2 separate regions of the Homo sapiens genome follow, and region 1 is linked to region 2. A link is a contact called in ENCODE Hi-C data. All regions are on one chromosome and are shown on one strand. The core of a region is the stretch at or near the end of the contact, and the rest is flanking DNA. Distances in the headings are between cores, read along the strand shown. Region 1 overlaps KALRN (kalirin RhoGEF kinase). Region 2 holds the start of ROPN1 (rhophilin associated tail protein 1).

Region 1 (3,999 bases), core at 403-2,902, 66 kb after region 2:
CCTATATGTCAGGTTGAATGGTGAGAGCCTTGTGAATTCCTGGAGAGCCTTTGTGCAGATTAAGAACAAAGGAGGCAATTTATCTCTTCAAGCATCAGGACTTTTAACCCTGTGTTCTTTAACCTCCCTTTCAGGGTTGTTTAACTTTTTGCCAGCCCCTTGCCTTGCAGGTCTTGTGTATGCTGTAGTTGAGGGGGCATTTTACAGGATTGCTCAGCTTTTGAAAGGAAATTTGTTTGTGTTTATTTTTTTTTTGAGGGAGGAGAGGAATCTCCCAAAATTTGATCAGTGGAAGTCTGTCCTTTGGATGTCAGTGGAGACCTCGAGTCGTCTGGCTGCCTTGTGCAGTTCTATGTCTGTAGCGTGGTGCAAAGGGGTATGTCCCCAGCCTGGAGAGGGGATTCCTGTATGCTGCTCTCAGCTATTATGCACTGGTTTCCTTTCTGATTCTGGGCAGGCCACTGTACCTCTCTGGGCCTGAGTTTCTTCACTATAAAGTGAAAGTGCTGAAATGGATGATCACTGAGGTTCCTTTAATCTCTTGAAAGTCTATGGGGTCTCTGATAATTTAGGAGAAAGTCTTCCTTTGCTTATCTCAACTCTGGGAAAATGCATGTTATAATGGTTGTCTTATGCCTGGGAGTCCCTGTTCTCAGACATGACACACAAAACGTACAACAACCTGCCACTGGCTGGTATCTGTCCCTAGCTATTAGAAATCCAGCCGCAACAAACCTCCAGCCTTGCCAGTCTCTGGATGAGCTTTACAAGCTAAGTTCTGAGCCAATTACAGTATCCTTAGTTTATTTTTTGTAGGACCCACCAAATATTTATGGGCTTCCCAGGAAAGTTCAGTCAACAATTTTAGGGTAGCTATAATCTATGTGTAACAACTACTCTTCAACATGATTTGTTTCCTCTCTTAGTCTATAAAGAGGATTTTTTGAAAGGAGAAAAGTTTTGTTTGAATTTTCTCAGAAACTCCAAGTTCTTTAAATTGGATATTTGGCAAATCTTTTTCCCCAGAGTTATCCATGTTGGCTGGCCCTGCCAGATCTTTTTCCTCTCTCTTAGAGGGAGTTTTAACTGCCATTGATTTATCCCTTACCACATTTGGCTTTGTGAAGAGCTGGTGGGGAGGACGATCTGCAGACTGCTTCTTCCTCTGGAGATTAAGCCTTCAGGACCATATCCTGTACTTTTTCTTAGTGCCTCCCACCATACCGCCCCCACTTTTGCCACTCTGTCTTCAGGTATGAGTACATTATTCTGGAAGCTGGGCAGAGAGTGAGGAACTGGGATTGAGGGAACAGAAGCAAGTTTTAAAGGTCAAGAAATTCTCATAGTTTATAGAATGATCAAGAGTCAGAACCAGAGGGGGAAGCCTGGCCAGAGTCAGCAAGGGGCCAGGGATCAGGGAAGTAGATAAAGGCCAAGAAGATAAAATGGTGAAAGCTCAATCATGGAAGGCAGTATACGATGCATTCAGCATCCAGGGCATCTGCAGAAGCAGAAGGAGCAGGAAGAGAGAGGGGAAGCAGATGTGAGTTTAACTGCAGCAGTCCTTATTGATTGAGGAATCTTTTTGCTTTGGCCCTGCCTGCACTTGTGCGCGTGCCAAACTCCCAAGCAGAAGGAGCCTGGGCCTGGGTGGTGGAGCCCAGTGAGAGGACCTGGCCGAGGCACAGTTGTTGATGTCATCAGCTGCTGCCTCCCTACTTCTCTCTGGAACAAGTCATCCTGTGAGGCTCTGTATTTCTGCTGCTCAAGGACCCGCTGTCCTTTCCATCGGTGAGACTGCAAGTATCCAGGTTTATTCCCTAAGCCTGGGGTTTCAACTTGAGGGGTCAAACTACCTGGATACATTAAGAAAATGAGACTGGGCAACTGTATTAGTTCCTTTTCATGCTGCTGATAAAGACATACCCAAGACTGGGCAATTTGCAAAAGAGGTTTATAATGGATTTACAGTTCCACAATTATGGCAGAAGGCAAGGAGGAGCAAGTCACCTCTTACATGGATGGCAACAGGCATAGAGAGCTTGTGCATAAAAACTCCCATTTTAAAAATAATCAGATCTCGTGAGACTCATTCGCTATTATGAGAACAGCCCAGGAAAGACCTGCCCCCATAATTCAGTCACCTCCCACTGAGTTCCTCCCACGACAGGTGGGAAATGTGGGAGTTACAATTCAAGATGAGATTTGGGTGGGGACACAGACAAACCATATCAGCATCCAAATTCCCCATAGAATATTATCCTTTAGCTTGATGGTCTTTAGATGTGTAATTTCCCCACTTCAGTTCATGATAACAGAGCTGCCTATATATCTTTCTCTGTGTCTTTAGCTGATGCCCTATCTTTGTGTTCTTGAGTCCTTGGGATGAGTTCACTCATTTTGTTGGGTGGGCCAAAGGGTCTTTCTGGCCGCAAGCAGAACAGGTTGTGAACTAAAGATACCCATTTATCTTTGTGCTTTTATTCAGTAACCAAGAGGGGCCCTTCCTGCTTTTTGACCCAACTCTCCTCCAATTACCTTTTTCTTCTTTCTCAAGCTTGAAAGTTTTGAATCTACATATCTCTCTATGGTGCCTGAGAGCACTAGCCTTATCTGTGGCTTGGCTCAGCATGGCAGGCTTCAGCCTTGACCTGCAATTGGATTTTTCTGGGAATTTCTTACTAGAATTGATCCAGCCCAATTAAATCAGTAAGCTTCCCTGTAGTATCTGTCTTTTCACCCTTCACTCATAGATTTAACATCTCTTTTAACCTTTTCCAAATTGGACCATTCATCCTCCAGGCTGAAGATGAAAGAGTCTAGATTTATTTTATATATTTGTATATATTTTTAAAAAAACTATATTATTTCTATACTGTAAGCATTCAGGTTAAAGTTTGAATCTTGAAAGTAGCTTCTTTAAACATAATTGTGACAAATATCACTCTGTTGATTGTTAGTTTACACTTGTCTGAGACCAGCTCTAATTCCACTGGGTATGTGCTCCTTGTAATCCTCTTCCTTGTCCCTTCCTTCCTGAGACTCTCATTATAGAAGAAAAAAAAGGAATTGTGTAGTGTGGAGGTCCTTTAACTTTCTCAGTTCACGGTACCTTAACATCTCAGTAAGTTTTCTGTGGCACCCTTACGTGAAACAGAATACTTAGTAGATCTGTTGATTAAGTAGTTAGATCCAAACAACTTAATAAGTACTAATGTTCTAACAATCCAGTAGCCATTTGAAAAAAATGATGCATATAAATGAAAAGTATTTTCTTATTTATTTTTTGACAATTGTATGTATTTATGGTATACAACATGATGTTTTGAAATTGTGGAATGGCTAAATTATACTAATTAACATGTTCAGGACCTCAAATACTTATCTTTTTTTTTTGTGGTGAGAACACTTAAAATCTACTCTCTTAGCAATTTCCAACTATACAATACATTGTTATTAACTATAGTCACCATGTTATACAATAGATTTCTTGAATGTATTCCTCCTGGCTAACTTAAATTTTGTATTCTTTGACCAACATTTCCTTCTCAATCTCCCCAAGAAAAGTACTTTTATTTCATTTTTAACAAACCACAGTTACTTACTAATGAGATGTGTGTGCCTGTTGGGCACTGCACAGCTTCTCAGAGGCTGGACTCAAATTGGATATTGCTCCCCTTATTTCCTGTTCTCCATTGATTTTTTGTGCTGTGCTTGCTTTTTATCATAGAAATTGCCTCAAATCCAGTTTTGCAAAGATATGACGTCATTTAAAGGAATGGAGTGTGGTTTAAGGTTGAAACTGAGAGCTACTTTTTGCTAGTAGCTTATGCAATATCTGACAGATGCCAAGCATTGATGTGTTTCCCTCAAAAATTTAAAAATTCACATAGCCCCTATGAATTTTCTATGGTGGCCCATGGTATCTTGGTGCATAGTTTGGGAACCATGGGGATGGTGGAATAAATGTTGGAAAATCTTTTCCAGGAGCAGTTTTGG
Region 2 (3,707 bases), core at 780-3,279:
GTGGATGAGCTGAAGAGAGGATGGTGAAGCTTCAGGCAGGGAGCCAGGTTAGGAGAATATGGCAGCACTTTTGACAACTCCCAGGAGCTTCACTGCCTTGAAAAGTAGTTGCAATAGGGAGTGATATAAGAGACAAGTATTTAGGAGATAGGATCTACAGGATTTGGTAACTACTGAAGGAGGAGGAGGAGGAAGAAAAGAGGAGGTGGAGGAGGAGGAAGAAGAGAAGGTGGAGAAGGAGGAAGAGGTGAAGGACAGAAAAGTCTAGAGTGACTATCAGTTTTCAAGCTTGGATGACTGGGTGCACAGTGGTGGTACCCTTGTAGAAATAGAAAACACTAAAGGAGGGTCAGGTCAAATTATCCCCCCATGTTCCCATTTACTTTCAGGAGTTCCATGCACTTTTGAATCACAGAGTTGAAATCATAGACTCTCTGAGTTGAAGAGGCACCAAAGCCCAGCTTTCCTGCCTTTGGGCAATAAGGGTCATTTGTTCACATCAAAGAAGTGGGAGAAAGGTCCATTCTATCTTAACATTCCTCAATTCTAACATTTTGTAAAGTTATTTTCCATTTTTAAATCTCTTGATAGTGTAGGTCTTCTTCAATTATACATTCCAGAGCTTATCCATAACCCCAACTCTTTCAATTCAATGCATTTCCTCCTAAGTGAAACCTACATGCCTCTCAATGTAAAATGGAGGCCAACATATACCTGCCAAGTGCTGAAGAATGTAGGTCTTAAAATAGACTATAGCCTTGTTTCAGGGATCTCTCACTTGGTTTTATTGGTATGGGCTAAACAGGGCTTCCGTTTCATAAATGAAAGTCTCCAGTAACATGAATGAAAGGCTCCAGGGCAGAATCTCAGAGGGTTTCTATGAGTATCACTTGGAACCAAGCACAGGCAACTGCACATCCCTGTTTGGGTTTGGAATTGGAGATGGTGGGTTTGGGATGTGGTTACTCTTGTTTGGAATACATTCTCCTCCTCTTAACAGGTTGATTCTTCCTTTGGAGGTCTGCTTAACCTTCCCTGATTACCCTGTCAGTTCCATTGTACATACCCTTCCAGAGCATCACTTACCTATCCTTAGTGTGATTCTTTGAGTAACATGTGTCTCCCCCAGCAAACTCCACGGCAGGACTGGTCAGTTTTTGCTCACCACACCATCCCAGTGCCTAGCCCAGTGCCTGGAACTTAGTGTTCAATAGGTACTAGTAAAAATGAATGCGTGATAGCAGTCTATGAAGTGCTAGCTATAAAATGAACACGTGATAGGAGTCTATGAAGTGCTAGGTATAAAATAATGCGTGATAGGAGTCTATGAAGTGCTAGGTATAAAATAATATGTGATAGGAGTCTATGAAGTGCCAGGTATAAAATAATGCCTGACAGGAGTCTATGAAGTGCTAGGTATAAAATAATGTGTGATAGGAGTCTATGAAGTGCTAGGTATGCCCATGACATCCACATGACAATTCACCCAGAGGTATTTTTATATCCCTGTCGCTGATGAAAAAGCAGAGGTGTGGCTCCTCGGTGGAGGGCTCTGATTCCAAACTCTTGAGCCTCCCAACCACTGTCCTCCGGGTAAGAAACCGTATAATAGTATTCTGGGTACAAAATACGCACACAAATTGGCCAGAAAGCCATAATCCCCCACAGTCACATTCTCTTGAAGATCCCCTTGCCTTCCCCTTGCCCTGTGAACAAGGAGAGGCTCAGAATCCAGGGGGCGTCCGGCAGGGCTCCTCCCTCAGACCAGCGCAGCCCTCGGGGCGCTCAGAGCCCTGCCCTCCCTCCACTTCCCCTCGGGGTGGCTACCTCAGGCTCGCTCCCAAACCGGCTGTCTGGCTTCAGGCGACACCTGGCGCCTGGCCTCAGGCGAGAGGTGTGGGGAGAGACCGAGTGCCTCCCACCCTTCTTAAGAAGGAGAGCAGTAGAACCTCGGCGGGGAGGGCAGCAGCGGCCGGGGGTGACAGCAGCGGCGGGGCACGACCGCCGTTAGCGTTAGACGTTAGCGCTCCGCCTTCGCCTGGCAAACCCTGCGCGGGCTCCGCTGCCAGGTCACCAGGGGTAGCGCCGGGCGCGACGTCACAGAGCCGCCCCGCCTCTCCTGCAGCGGCGGGTTCCCAGGGTCCCGCTAGGGCGCTGCTAGGGGACGCTGAAAGCTGTTTTGGGCTTTGCTGGTGGTGGAAGGACCAGACGGCCTGGAGGGTTAAGGACTGGGCTGGGGACGTTAGGAAACCCGGGCTGGGGGCGTTGGGGGTGGGGCGGAATGTGTAGCCATTGACGGTGCGCTTTTGTAGGTGAGAGGGCAGAAGTGGAGCTTGATCTTTCGGCTTGTGGAAAGTGGACAGGTGAGAATTCCTCAGGAATCATAGTAACAACACTTCTTACAATGAGTTTTTGGTGCCAGGAATTGTTCTAAGTGCATTACACACATGAACTCATTTCATCCTTACTGTCACCCCATGAGGCAAGTACTATTGTTATCCCCATTTTTACAGATGAGGGAACTGAGCACAGAGAGGTTAAACTTGTCCAAGATGACAGTCAGCAAGTGACAGAGTCAGGATCTGAATCTGGGTTGCGTGGTCCCAGATTCCTCACTCTTGACCTTATAATGCTAAGAAAGGGGCATGGAGTGGATAGGAACAGAGCCTGAGATGCCTGGGGACAACAGGGAAAGATAGAAAATATTTATAGGGTAGAATGTGGTCACTGTGCCAGGGCACTTTTACAAACATGATGACATCAAAGTTTCACAGTAAACTCTGAAGGTAGGTATTACCTTCGCTTTGGAAATAAAAAACAGGCTCAAGGCTTCGAGTAATTTTGCCTGTGATCGAACAGCTGGCAGTAGGGCTCAGGGCCCAACTTTACTCCAGGTCTTCCGGTTTCAAGACTGTGTGTGTGTGTGTGTGTGTGTGTGTGTGTGTGTGTGTGTGTGTGTGTGTGTTTTGAGACAGGGTCTTGCTCTGTTGCCCAGGCTGGAGTGCAATGGGGTAATCATGACTCACTGCAGCCTCAATCTCCTAGGTCTAAGCAATCCTCCCACCTCAGCCTCCCAAGTAGCTGAGACTGCAGGTGCTTGCCACGATGACAGGCTAATTTTTATATTTTTATAAACGGGGTTTTGCCATGTTGCCCAGGCTGGTCTTGAATCCCTGGGCTCAAGTGATCCACCTGCCTTGGTCTCCCAAAGTATTGGGATTACAGGTTTGAGCTACCGCACCTGGTCTCAAGACTGTTCGTTTTAAGCACCCAAGGAGGCAAGAAAAGCCCCATCTTTCTCTGCTACATCCCGTGTCACTTCACACCTATTTTAAAGGGGCCCATTGCATCATCTAATCCTTCATTCCATTTATACAACAGTGTGTATTAGTCTAAATAGATTAGTTCACCCAGGCCCTTCAAAGCTTTCTCTGTTTGTGAGATGAAAGCCTTTGTCTCTCCCTAAAGCAATTTTAAGCATCAGTGAACAAGTGGGGGAACTAGATTTTTGGGTTACGCATGCAGAAAGCTTTTCACAGCCTGTTGTCATCCATTTGTAAAGAGGCCACTCTGCTGGCATTTGTCAAAATCCTGTAGGTCCTTGCACACCTGGAGAATCCTGGATGGTCTGGGGATGGCCACTGCCCACAGGGCAAGATCTGGGGATGAAAGAAACCTAGTCACTAGCTATCACCTGCCTTTCTGAG

The links. Hi-C counts contacts between places; a loop is a spot of excess contacts on that map. Pooled maps may share reads with other maps.
Region 1: a loop to region 2 is called in a map of endothelial cell of hepatic sinusoid, with 2.8 times the contacts of the local background. The contact joins the enhancer-like site here to the promoter of ROPN1 in region 2. A Hi-C loop is called at or near these places in 1 of 168 maps with a recorded cell type or tissue (endothelial cell of hepatic sinusoid) and 1 of 50 pooled maps.

Annotation. Positions count from the first base shown.
Region 1 is chr3:124,056,004-124,060,002 of GRCh38, forward strand. The region is part of intron 1 of KALRN (kalirin RhoGEF kinase); the gene reads left to right. Among named protein-coding and RNA genes, the nearest start is that of KALRN, 25 kb to the left of the region's middle. Within about 2 kb of position 1,653, at least 5 of the 41 ENCODE cell types and tissues checked have a DNase peak (open chromatin) inside an H3K27ac peak, as active enhancers do.
Region 2 is chr3:123,990,095-123,993,801 of GRCh38, forward strand. ROPN1 (rhophilin associated tail protein 1) reads right to left here and starts at 2,030. Exons shown (of 6, transcript NM_001317774.2): 1 at 1,828-2,030. RefSeq lists an enhancer at 1,802-2,318.